Linked DNA regions of Homo sapiens: region 1 is linked to region 2. Evidence: chromatin contacts called from ENCODE Hi-C data. All regions are on one chromosome and are shown on one strand. Each heading gives the region's core, a stretch centred on a gene start or an enhancer-like site at or near the end of the contact. The rest is flanking DNA. Distances are from core to core; before and after follow the strand shown. Region 1 has its middle 5.3 kb from the start of TRS-TGA1-1. Region 2 has its middle 170 kb from the start of TMEM26-AS1.

The links. Hi-C counts contacts between places; a loop is a spot of excess contacts on that map. Pooled maps may share reads with other maps.
Region 1: a loop to region 2 is called in a map with no recorded cell type, with 21 times the contacts of the local background. The contact joins two enhancer-like sites. A Hi-C loop is called at or near these places in 2 of 37 single-sample maps with no recorded cell type and 2 of 50 pooled maps.

What each region holds. Positions count from the first base shown.
Region 1 is chr10:67,766,813-67,772,868 of GRCh38, reverse strand. No RefSeq gene overlaps it. Among named protein-coding and RNA genes, the nearest start is that of TRS-TGA1-1, 5.3 kb to the right of the region's middle. RefSeq lists enhancers at 1,437-1,596, 1,777-1,966. Within about 2 kb of position 2,113, at least 3 of the 41 ENCODE cell types and tissues checked have a DNase peak (open chromatin) inside an H3K27ac peak, as active enhancers do.
Region 2 is chr10:61,282,259-61,289,048 of GRCh38, reverse strand. No RefSeq gene overlaps it. Among named protein-coding and RNA genes, the nearest start is that of TMEM26-AS1, 170 kb to the left of the region's middle. Within about 2 kb of position 4,653, at least 3 of the 41 ENCODE cell types and tissues checked have a DNase peak (open chromatin) inside an H3K27ac peak, as active enhancers do.

The DNA.
Region 1 (6,056 bases), core at 864-3,363, 6.5 Mb before region 2:
ATTCCTTCAAATTCTTCCTATTCCTTCAAATTACTTCACAAATAAACTTGCAAACCTGGTTTCAGGTTACATCTTAACATGCTCAAGGGCTGAAAAGCTTTGTTTACAACAGCAGATACAGTACTAACTACAGAGAAAGGAGAAACTAGGTAAGCATTTCCAGGACCTGCACCCCATCTGCTGTCAAGTGGAGCAGACAATCCCAGTGTACATGAGAGGATTCTGGAAGGATTTGGGCCATTCTGATGTACTGAGATAAAATGATCTTAAAAAACATTCATGTCCTTTCTTGGTATCTTTGTGTTAATGGAAATAATGAGATTTCTTGGATGTGTATAAACCAGGAAGAACTAGTGAAACGTCAACCAGCCTCTTGACAGTGTCCCACTTAATGATATCTTCACAGTGATAACCTGGGAAGAACTTTTTTTATTATAGTGAGGAGAGTCCTCTAGAGCAGAAATAAACTATAGCCACAGGCCAAATCCAGCCCACTGTTTTTGTAAATAAAGTTTTATTGGAACACAGTCACACTCATTTGTTTACAGATTATCTATGGCTGCTTTTGTGATACACAGGCAGAGTTGAGTAGTTGCAACAGAAACCATATGGCCTGCAACACCTAAAATATTTACTGGCTGACCTGTAGAAAAAGTTGCTAACTAATCCCTGCACTAGAGGTGGGTACCAAAATTAAGTGCAGCATTTCTGTGCTCCAACATCCTAAGCACAGGTTATTTCAAAACACTAGCATTCTGTCTCCAATGATGGAGACAGATGTCTTTACATCTGGAAGACAAGTAGCTTTCAGAGGGATACTGTGTATATTCATCTCTTGGAATGACTTGTGGTGTCAGATAAAATGTGTCTAAAGTTCGTGTGCTGAACAATTTTTTTTTTTTGAGACTGAGTCTTGCTCTGTTGCCCAGGCTGGAGTGCAGTGGCACAATCTTGGCTCACTACAACCTCCACTGCCCAGGTTTAAGAGATTCTCTGGCTTCAGCTTCCGAGTAGCTGGGATTATAGGCATGCGACACCATGTCCAGATAGTTTTTGTGTTTTTAGTAGAGACGGGGTTTCACCGTGTTGGCCAGGCTGGTCTCAAACTCCTGACCTCAAGTGATCTGCCTGCCTTGGCCTCCCAAACTGCTGGGATTACAGGTGGAACCCACTGCGCCTGGCCTGAACAAATGTTTTGATAATTGTGTCTCAAATGAATATGTTTGGGAGGGAAATATATTCCCCAAGAGTCTTTGTAGACCTATGTTATGTAGGAGGTTTTATTAGAATAAAAATTAAAAGAACAAAGGGGGCTCTGAGATCCCTGGGGTGGGGACCAGGAGATTTATGAGTCCAGCAGACAGGAGCTGTGCCCCACCTCAGCCCCTGAGTGAGAAGCTTGTCAGCTCTAGCCTCTTCTCCACCCCGACCTCAAGCAGCAGAAAGCATCACAAGCATAAAGCCCACAGGCCACGTCCTCTGTCACTGGATTCTTCTAAATAGTCTGAGATATGAATGGAGAACTGGCCTTGCTCATGCATGCCTCCCTTGGCAGCCCAGCACCAGACAAAGCAGCTGAGGTAAGACTAAGTCCATCACAACCACTCTCTGGGCTGTGAGAGCCTGTCTCAGGACCCAGGATCCGAGGCAAGGGAAGGGAATGGATATTTTAAGAGCATGTGTGTGAGATGGTGGGAAGGAAACAGAAATAATTCATTTCCTGGGGCTTCTAGTCTATGAGCCTGGGTGAGCTTGACTGACCAACTTCATGCAGATTGGGAAAGAAACTAGTCATTGGAACAAGAGCTGAAAGCTCTATGTTTTCTTCATCAGTGCTTCAGATAGAACAGGATATCTGTTTTACCTGAAAATTCCAGTGTCAGAGCCTCTGTCTCTCTCACCCCTGCAGGAGCTAAGACTTAGGTATTATTACTAGTTGTTTGCACTCTAGTATGTAGAAAGAGCCTGAGACCAGATGTTTTTGGGGACATGGGCATATTGGGAAACAAGACTCCAGAAATGGGCATTCCCTCCAGAGGGGACTTGAAATGCAAGCTTTACACAGGTTGTAGGCCAGCCCTATCTCTCACTTCCTTTTTCTACTGCCTCACTACACAACAATGCCTCCATTAATGAAACCTCTGAGGATGAAACTCCTTTACAATGAACATGTTGAGTTAAAACAGAACAACAGCTTCATAAATCATGCTAAACAGTGGTGCAATATATCAAATGGTTGAGCTGCAATATTCCTGCAGATCTATGCACTCAGGGCACAAATCTCTTCAGGCACAGTTTTGATTCATCCCCAAAGCTGCAGGAAAACAGTTTACCCTCTGCTTCCCACCCCTTCAGGTGTTCTGAGACCTCTTGCTTTCTGATCCTCACAATCACAAAATTCACTCAACAATATTACTTATTGAAGGCCCATTAAATAGCAGATAAGGGGATTTTGTGGTTTTACACACACGTGTACACACACACAGAGACATTAAGCAAATATTTCACACTAAAATATCACAAAGCATGATGTGTTGTGAAGAAAAAGAGTAAAATGGTATGAAATTACATAAGAAGGAGGACTGATCAGTTTGATGGGGAGGGAGACATTGGAACATGTACAGAATTCCTAAGGTGGGAAAGAGTTTGGTCTTTTCAAGGAACTAAAAGAAAAGAAAGTACATTTGGCTAGAGAATGACAGGGAGAGGCCCGGTAATTATGCCATGCAGGATCATGGAGAGCTATGGGGTCATGCTAGTGATTCTAGTCTTTATTGTAAAAGCACATGGAAATCCCCAGAAGAGTTCTCAGGAGGAAGGTTATAAGACCAAATGTGCATTTTAAAAGAAAAATTTATTTTATGGAGAACAGATTGGAGGGGAGGAAGAGTGGATTGGAGGAGATAATTAAGAGGCCGAGAAGTAGTTGAGATGAGAGGTAGTGTTGATTTGGACTGGGTGGTGGTAGTAAATATGGAACAAAGTTGATTCTCAGCATATTTAGGGGCAAACTCAATGGCACTTGGGTTGAATAGGAAATGGGTTAAGGAATAGGGAAATATCAGGATCATTCCAAGTGGGTGTATCCTGCTCCATGGCTGGAAATGCCACAAACTGGAATGGATTTGGGACCTGGATTTAGAAGGGAAGGATAATTGTAAATTTAGCATTTCTACAGATTAACTGATTACAATTTGCAAAAAATTCACTTCAGTCTATTTATGTTTAAAACCTTTGAACACTGATCAGAAAGTTGCAGGACCTAATTTCTACTAAAGGAAGTAGGTAGAAAAACATTTGGGAGAAGGGGACCTTGATATTATAACTTCCTCTGCCTTCGAAGAGGGGTCTGATTGCCAGGCATGTTGAGGCACAGGGACAAGGCTGAATTGCTGTGTAACATAAAAGAATGAAAAAGCTGGGGTCTTGAGAGAAAATCCTCAAGACAGTGCATCATGTGAGGTTGGGTCAGAAAAAGCTGGCTCGAGGGGATGCACAGGAGGGTTGGTAGTGGATAAGAGAACTCTGGAGAAGAGAAATGTGGAAAGAGGAGTTGAAATGGTTTCCTCTGAGAAGAGGAGTGCACTGCAGAACCTCTTCCACATCCACCCCCACCCCTTCCATGGATTTTTCTTTGCTCATCATGGAGAGAGCTAAACCTCGAGTTGCATGGAGGCCAGTTGGAAAGTGAACATTCTCAAGGAGACAAAGGTGGGGGTGACCCATGGAGGCAGAGGTCTGTATGTACTTGCCTCCTGGTTCTGTCTGCCCTTTCAGTGCTAGAAGACAAAGAATGGGAAGAAAAGGTAAGGAAAAATATGGAAAGGGAAGGAAGGGTACATAGGCTGTTGTCCTCTGCCCTCTTTTATATTAAAACTATTCTAGGTGGGGGATACTCAATATTACAATAAATTATACTAAGGCAAAGATTAGTGACCTTCAAAAGGAGAACAGCATGTTAAGCCCCTCCTTTCTCTCCCACTTTTTTTGGGCATTCTAGGGGTGAAGTTTGGACATGTGCTGACGTCCATACTTCAGCATTTCTTCTTTGATGAAGAAATGAATATTCATTCATTTCTTCATCAAAAATTTGAGTCCCTTTTCTGTGGTATGTAGGGGCACAAAAATGAGAGATATGATCCCTTTACACATCCTCAGGGAGTTTACCATTTAGTGGTAAGAAAGACAAACAGGCAGAAATAGTGCAATGTGAGCCTTGCTATAATAGGAAATGGGAGAATTAAAGGGGTTTCTGGAGGCTAAGCACTGTAGCTCAGGACTGTAATCCCAGCACTTTGGGAGGCTGAGATGGGAGGATCCCTTGAGCCAGGAATTTGAGACCAGCCTGGGCAACATAGTGAGACCCTGTCTCTACAAAAAAATAATAAAAAAAATTTAGCTAGGCATGGTGGTGTGCACCTGCAGTCCAAACTACTCAGGAGGATGAGGTGGGAGGACCAATTAAGTCCGAGGCTGAGGCTGCAGTGAGCTGTGATTGCCACTGCACTCCAGTCTGGGTGACCAGAGCAAGGCCCTGTCTCAGAAAAAAAAAAAAAAAGAAAGAAAAAGAAAAAGAAAAAAATATAAAAAATAGGGTGGCTTTATTTATTTATTTATTTATTTGGAGATGGAGTCTTGCTCTGTCCCCCAGGCTGCAGTGCAATGCTGGGCTCACTGCAACCTCCACCTCCTGGGTTCAAGCGATTTTCCTACCTCAGCCTCCCGAGTAGCTGGGACTACAGGTGTGCACCACTACGCTCAGCTAATTTTTGTATTTTTAGTAGAGACAGGGTTTTGCCATGTTTGCCAGGCTTGTCTTGAACTCCTGACCTCAGCTGATCCGCCCACCTCCGCCTCCCAAAGTGCTCGGATTACAGGTGTGAGCCACCGCATCCTGCCTAAGGGGTGGCTTCTGAATCAGCCTGGGAGATTTTGCAGGAATGCTTTCCCTAAGAAGTGAGACTTGAAAGAATATGAGTTTTCTTAGCAGAAAATGATGGGGTGAGAGGGGGTTATACTATAACTTTTGGAAGCCAAAAAAAATTTTTTTTTGAATGGGGCTGATTTAAGCAGAAACTCATAGGAACTTACTGGAAGGATACTGAATAGTTTGTAGAATTGCCAAGAAGGCTGCAAAATCACTTTTGGAAAGTAGAACAGGAGTAAGTTAGGGTAGGCAGAGTCCAAGATCACAGCAGAATGACGCCACAAAATTAGTCTCGTGCAGACCCTACTGTTCCGTTGCTGAACAGCTGTAAACTCCAGTTGCAGCTCTGGCCCTGGCAATCCCTGTGAGTGCCATTGTTGCCTCTGCCCACTGCAAGGGTGGATTTCTATCCTACCTGCTTTTTGTATTATTAATAATAGCTCTTGATTGAAAGTTGGAGATGGGCACATCTGATTGGCCGAGTCTAGGTCACATGCTGCCTCCTCAGCTGCAAGGGAGGCTGAGACAGCAAGTATGTGACTTTTTCAGCTTCTATGCTGGGAGTGGGGTTGGGAGTGGATTACAGCCTCACACCTAGGTTCAAAAGGAAAGCAAGTGCCCTAAATAAGAAGGGATTTCAAATGCTAGGTAGCCCTCTTCCTCTAGTGAGGGGACAAGGGTGAAGATATTCCAGGTAGTTGCATGTGAACAGTTAAAAAGGCCCAAAGGTATGAGCCAGCATGCAGCACTGGGAGGTCTTCCAATAACTCCAAAGGAGAAGGAGGAGAAGGGTGGGAAGGCCAGAAAGGAAGGCAGGGGACTTGTCTTGAAAGCCCAATGTCTATAAGCTTTGACTTTCCTGTTATAGGACTGTGGTAGACGTAACTGATTTTCACTTAGTACCATCTAATTTTCTTCCTTCCCAATTTCAATTTGGGGAGCAATATACCCAGCTAAACTTCCTCAAGATTCCTTCTAGCTAATGATAGCCATGATACATAGTTTGGGTAAATGAGATATAAAAGAGGGTTCTTGTCTCTCCCCTTCTTGGCTGAATGCATGTGTAAGGTCTGAAGGTATAGCAACCATATTGGGACTATGAGATGAAAAGCTGTATATGCATATTAAA
Region 2 (6,790 bases), core at 3,404-5,903:
CATTTATCCTGTAAGCCTGACTTCATCACTTAGCATAATATTTTAAAAGTTCATCCATATTTTAGCATGTATCAGAGCTTCAGTCTTACTATGTCTGAATAATACTCTGCTGTATGTGTATACCACGTGTTATTCAAAAGAACAGAGAATTTTAAAGCAATCAAAAAATTGAGGTATATTATTTTGCCTTGCTGAATTCTTTGCCATTCCACTTACTCTTTTCTGTCAACAAAAAATGGAATTATTTTCCTACTTTCTGCTTCTCATCAGAAGGAATTAAAGATCTCTCTGGAGCTGTTATCTTCTGATTGGCAAAACAATTGCACAGGGCCTGGCACAGAGTAAGTGTACTATTTAAATGTCTGCTATTATTATTATTATTATTATTATTATTATTAAATTGGATCAGCAGTACAGGGCAGATGGCCTGAGTCTGGATTTCTGAAAATGCACCTGGCATCATTTCTTAGGCTGCCTCATGGGCAAGATGGTCCAGTTAGTTGAACTGGACACTGGTAGGACAGCTGAGTTGACTGATCTGATTGCTTTGCTGCATTCTCAAGTTGTTAGAAAGCCCATCATGTACGGAAGATCAACCTTCCTATTCATTGCTTCTGGCAGTTTGTCCTTGCTCTGCCCTTGGAGAGACACATAGCTGGTATTTCCTCTCACCTGATGACAGTGTTCTGGTATTTAAAAGTGACCCTGCTCTTACTATGTCTTCACTTCTCCAGAGTAATCCTACCCACTTTCTTCCTCTGATTATTGTTGCTAGTGGTTTCTGACCTTTTCTGAGCCCAGATTCCTTCCCTGAATATATCTTAACTTGTTCAGGACCCTGTGACCCAGGGCTGTATACAGTACACCAAATGTGGTCTGACCATTGAACATTGCTTAAAGATTGCTGATTATATAGAAATAACTAGATCAATATATACATGTGCTTATGTACGTATCTCCATTTATATATGGATGCAACAGGTTTCAACACACACATGCCCTCATCCACCCACCCACTCACCCACACACACACCATTTCATTCCAGACACTTTATATGATGGTGGTATGAGTGTTTTGGTGTGCACGCTCTTCAGTCTTTAACATTTCTGAAGAACATAGCGTTCTATTAGGTCAGCCCCCAAAAGGTCAGTGTTGACATGATTCTCTTGCTTGGCTGTAGGGTTGGACATGGACATCAGTGGTAGTGATGACCTATTGCCTTTGGAGTCTTCCCAGAAGAACCAAGCCTGTTAGCCAGGGAACAAAACATAACATTTACAGAGCCTGAATGTGAAATATTTCCCTCTTTGAAATATTGAAGTGGCACCAGCTACCTTGTTTGATACCTCACAAAGGTGTTTAGAACTTTGCTTTTTCTTAGACATATTTCCAATAATTTTTTAGAAATTAGAGTTGAAAACCTATCAAACATTGTTTTCTCCACTTCTTCATCTGTAACAACCCCTCTCTCCTGCTCTCCCTCATTTTTCTCCTAACCCCTCCAAAGCACATTGTAAACTCCAATAAACAAAAGTCTTAAAAGTTGGGTAGCTCCCATGCATATGTGAGACAGGACAACAGAGGGCTTAGAAGAAAGCTATAATCATTTAAAGGGGAAGAGTTCAGCAGCACAAGTTTGCTACAGCTTGATCAGAGAAGCTGTTGTTTATTTTTTTGTGTGTAAACAGAAAATGGGGGAGAAAGGGACACTAAGCTTTAATCATGAAATGACTTTTCTTCTGAGTAGATCAGCTTCGTAAGTTAAAATGATTCAAGGCTCAATCTAATATCTGGGGAATAGAGTCTTCCCTTCCAAAGACAGATGTAATTATGACACATAGTCAACAAGGTTTTTCTTCATTATTGTTTGGCCTGAATTTGGGGTTTCTGGGAGAGAAAGGGAGAGAAGGGGTTGAGGACTTGGAGAATAATAGAAATTAAATGGGAATGTATCTGTGGTTTCAGGTCTCTCTTACAGAGTTTTATTGTTGGTTTAGGTAAAATATCATTTGGAATTTATCATAAGAAAGTCTCCTAGGCCTTCTAGTAGACCATTCTCAAATTAAGAGATAGAATCTGAGCCTCGTGAGGTGGTTTTTCATTAACTTAACAGAAAAACCATACTCTTAGCATGAGGAACTGAAGCCAGGATGTGGGTTTCCTAAGCTACCATAACAGTGCAGTTTAAAATGTGGTGTCTACATTATGGTTAGTTCATAGACATTTCCTTTATGACATTGAAAATATGACTCTGTCTATTCTACGGCAACTTTTGGTTTCATTAACTCCGTAACAATAAATACTGATTATATAGAAATGAGGTAGTGAGAATGTTCCTGGCCCCTGACTTCAATATCTACTGGTAAGTTATTTAATTTTAAGTGCCTCAAATAGTAATATTTAAAATATGTATAACTGTATCAAATTCTACCACCTTACTACAATTACAAAGAGAATAAAACAAAACAAGAAGTGACACATAGGAAAGCATTTTGGAATGTTCAAAATAAAGTTACTAGTATATTTAGACTGTTTTAGCTGGAAGTGATTGCTTAGTTTCCTGATGTCAGGCACTATAATAAGCAATTTCCTGATACTCTCATTTAATCTTCATGAAATGCTCATGAAGCATATACTGTTATAATGCCTACTTCATATATTAGAAATGAAGCAACAGGGTCACAATTATAAAATGAAGGAGTTAAGATTTGGATTTGTCTAATATCAGAACTGTTAGAACCTGCCTCAGCTAGATTACAAGACATTTTCATGTAGCATGGGAAGGAAATGATCTGTAATATTACAGAGTGATCTCAAGGGTCAATCCTCAATGGATATGCCACGAATGTGGTGGTTGGCAGTCTCTGAGATGGCCCAAGGACTCTCATGTCTTAGTATTCATGCCCTTATATAATCTCCTCCCCACGAGTAGGGGGAGATTTCACGGGTAACTTCTAATGAAGAGAATACAGTAGAGGCGATGAGATACCACTTGCTAAGATAAGGTTATAAAAAGACTGTGGCTTTCATCTTGAGCCTTCTCTCTCACTCCCTGTGGATCACTTCATCCTGGGGAAAGCCAGCTGCCATGTGTGTGAAGCAGCCCTGTGGAGAAGCCCACGTGGTAGGGAGAGGAAGCCTGCCAATAGCCACGCAAATGAGCTTGGATGCAGATCTTCTGGGGACTGCCAACAGCCATATGAGTGATCTTGCAAGTTGATCCCGCCCCAGCTGAGCCTTGATGACTGTAGCCTTGGCCAAAATATTGACTTCAGCCTCATGAGAGATCCAGGTAACCTGCTTCTGGATTCCTGAACCACAGAAAGTCTGAGATAGCAAATGTTTATTATTTATTGTTTTCAGCCACTAAGTCTCATGCAGCAATAAATAACGAATATGAATGGTAACCAAATGACTGGCTGGAGAACTAGAACCTTTTCAAGCCTGCCTCCTTCAATTCATTCAACAAATACTTATTGAGATATTACATGCCAGGCATTAGATGTGGTTCCTGCCCTCAAACTGCTGATCTTCTGATGGGGCATGATGTGGTGGGAAAAATTTTTTTTAAAAATTAAAAATCAAAATTCCTTTTAAACTTCTGGAAAATGATTAGAAAGAGCAGAGATATGGAGCCAGCCAGAAGGGCTCCAATTGCAGTCTCCAGATATGGGTTTTTGGGCTAACAACTCCTTTGAGCTTCAGTTTCTTCATCTGCACAGATGAAAACTACTTCTGAAAAGTTTGTAGAATTAAATAAAATAATGTATTAAAAATACCTGGCATGATACCTGGCATATATTAGTGGCTCAACAAATGCCGATTCTATGAGTATTACTCTTCATCTTTTTAATGTAGGGAATAATCATTAGATTGTGCAGCGTTGTTGAGTGTGCATAAAGAGATAAGCACAGGGCATGATCCATTTTAGATGCAACCAGAGTATTTATTTCTGTTAGTTTCTGTGGACCCTATAAATTATGTTATGACCATAGGAGATGAAAATAATTTTATGAAGAACTTTTGAGGTTCTAATTTTTGTTTAAAATGGACACTTTACTTCTTAAACTGAGGATCTGGTTATTGTTTGTAAAAGATCTTACTATAAGCCAGTAGAAAGAATGGAAAACATGAGTAGGATGGGACATCTGGAATCAAACTTTAGATCACCATATGCAACAAAGTAGAGTGAAAATGGGATTGGAGATCAGAAATTCTGAATTCTTCCTTTGCCTCTGAGTGTCCACTGATGTCCATCACCAAAGGGAGGTGTCAAATAGTTCAGTTCCTTAGGATTATACAACTTGATGAAGGGTTATCATCACAATTATTATTTATAAAACCCATTTCTACTACAACATAACACCATGAAGGATTAGCATTTCTCATAAATTTTCAAGAATTTGACCAACTTGCATCAGTTGCATTAATCTAATATTTATTAAAATTTCTAAAGTAATATCTGAAATTGGAAAGACACATACACAAGCCCAATATCTCCCAAAAAGTGAAAAATCAGTGCTAGACTACATTGGATTTTATTTCTTGAGGAACTAAACATGACCACTAGATGGCACTGGAGTCTGATTTCATCTTTCTATTTCCAGAACAGTCCGTGGGAAAACAACGGTAAGGCTATCATAAATTTTCTGAGTCAGTTACTTGCTTATCTGATGTGGTACAAGATAAAAAACATTTTTGTATTATTTTTGAAGTTCCTAGTAATCCCGTCAATAAATAAACATAATGCCTACTCTTAATCGGAAGCCAACCGATCTCACAAGTGAGTTTCATCATCCTTTGAAGAGCTTCCTGTAAGTAAATTTAAGTTTCTACAAATGAAATAAATTATAATTTACAACCAAAAAGAAAGAAAGAAAGAAAGAGACATGATGTGCCTTTGCCAAAGCGCTGACTCCTGCTGTTAATTTCCTCTAGCAATTCAAATTTCAGTTATGAAACATCTAGGACGGTACCCAGAAATTCATTCAACAAATATTTATTGAGACTTCTAGGATTACAAGGCCCACATAGACACTGAGAGGCAGTGGACACCTGCATGGAGTTTATTTTCTAGGGGAAGAATCAGACAATAAGCAAATGAATAGATACAATAGTTTTATATGCTATGAAGAAAATCAGTGGGTAATGTGATAAAGATAAATAGGGGCAAGCTGAGGCACCTTTGATAAGGTATGCAGAAATCTTCTCTGAAAAGGTGTTAAGGTGGAACTAAAATGACAAGGTAGAGTCATTCATAGAAGGAAGTTTAGCCTGGTCAAGGAACCAAGAGGCAATGAATAGGAATTTGGAGAGGCAGGCAGGCCAGAACATGGAGTGACTTAGAGTTTGTATTCATCTTATTGTACAAGCCACTGAAAGGTTTTAAGCAAGCAAGTTGCACAATCTGATTACATTTTTAAAACATCATTCTGGCTGCTAGTGGGGAATGGATTGTGTGACACAGGGTAACACTAGCAAGTGCTTAATAAATGAATGAATGAATGAATAAATGATGGTGCCTACTATGTGCCTAGTACCAACAAGGTGCTTTTGATTCGCTGAAATTCACTTTACACATTATCACACTGATAGAGTTAGACACTCTTTAGGCAGGTTCTCAAATTTGAGGGTCCATCAGAATCACCTGCAGCACCTGTTAAAACACAGATGACTGGACCACATCTGTTATCATGTTCCCCTCCACCATCACTTCCTCCCGCCACAGCTTCTGATTCAGGAGATCTGGGGTGGGGCCAAGAATCTGCATTACTAACAAGTTTCCAGATGATGCTGATGTTACCAATGTGAGGACCACACTTGGAGAACCACTGCTGTAAGAGGCTGGGCATAAAATGCCAGCAGCTGTTAAAACAAGCAAAAATAGAGAGAACTTATTTTAGTTCTGTTACAGTTCAGCCTTCTGGGTGTTAGAGACCACATTCATTCCTTTCTTGTATTACTAAAGTGGGAAATATCGTTCATTTCCTGACCAAGGATGATGTCCCTTTCTCCCTTACTAACAGAGTTCGAGTGTTGTTCAAGATTATTATTGTGTCCAAGTTCACAGTTGAATCAGGATTCACTTGAACCAAATGTACCAATTGGTACCAAAGCTACCAATTGACTTGGTAGCTTTGCCAGATTAGATACTCACTATCTCAGCCTTTCTTGCATGGTCATGGGACAGAGGTCTGACCAAGAAAAAGTAATGGAAGCCTGTTGAAGATTCTGAGAAAGACTTTCCTTTTTAATAAAAAGGAGAGCAGTGAGAAAAAAGTATTTATTTGTAGGAGACAAATCAGTGAATATTCTCATGCATAAATTGCCACAATTTAAAAAATGTGAATACCTGTCAGTCATGGTGTGCTGGTAAATGTTAACAACAGGCTCTCGGCAATGACAGGGATAAATTGCTGATTTTCATAGTGTAAATGCTGCCACGATGGCTGATTTCAGGCTATGAATGTGAAATCACTGAACACGGAGTTGCAAATAGATGCTAACAATTGGCTCTCAAGAGCCAGTATGAGCCAGTTTCAGCAAACCATTGCTGGAGATTATAAACCTAAAGATATGGTGCATCTTTCTCTGAAATACAAGGTAAGTAAGGCTAATTGTTCATGTTCTTGGCACATATTCTCTCCTGAAATCCAGTTGCATAAACAGCTGAGAAGGTTCAAGCACAATGTTTAACACAAGAGAAGACAACCAGATTTTTGGTTGAAGGAAAGTTCCTTGCCATGACTATTTACATTTTGTTAAAATGTAAACCTAAAAGTAATTTCC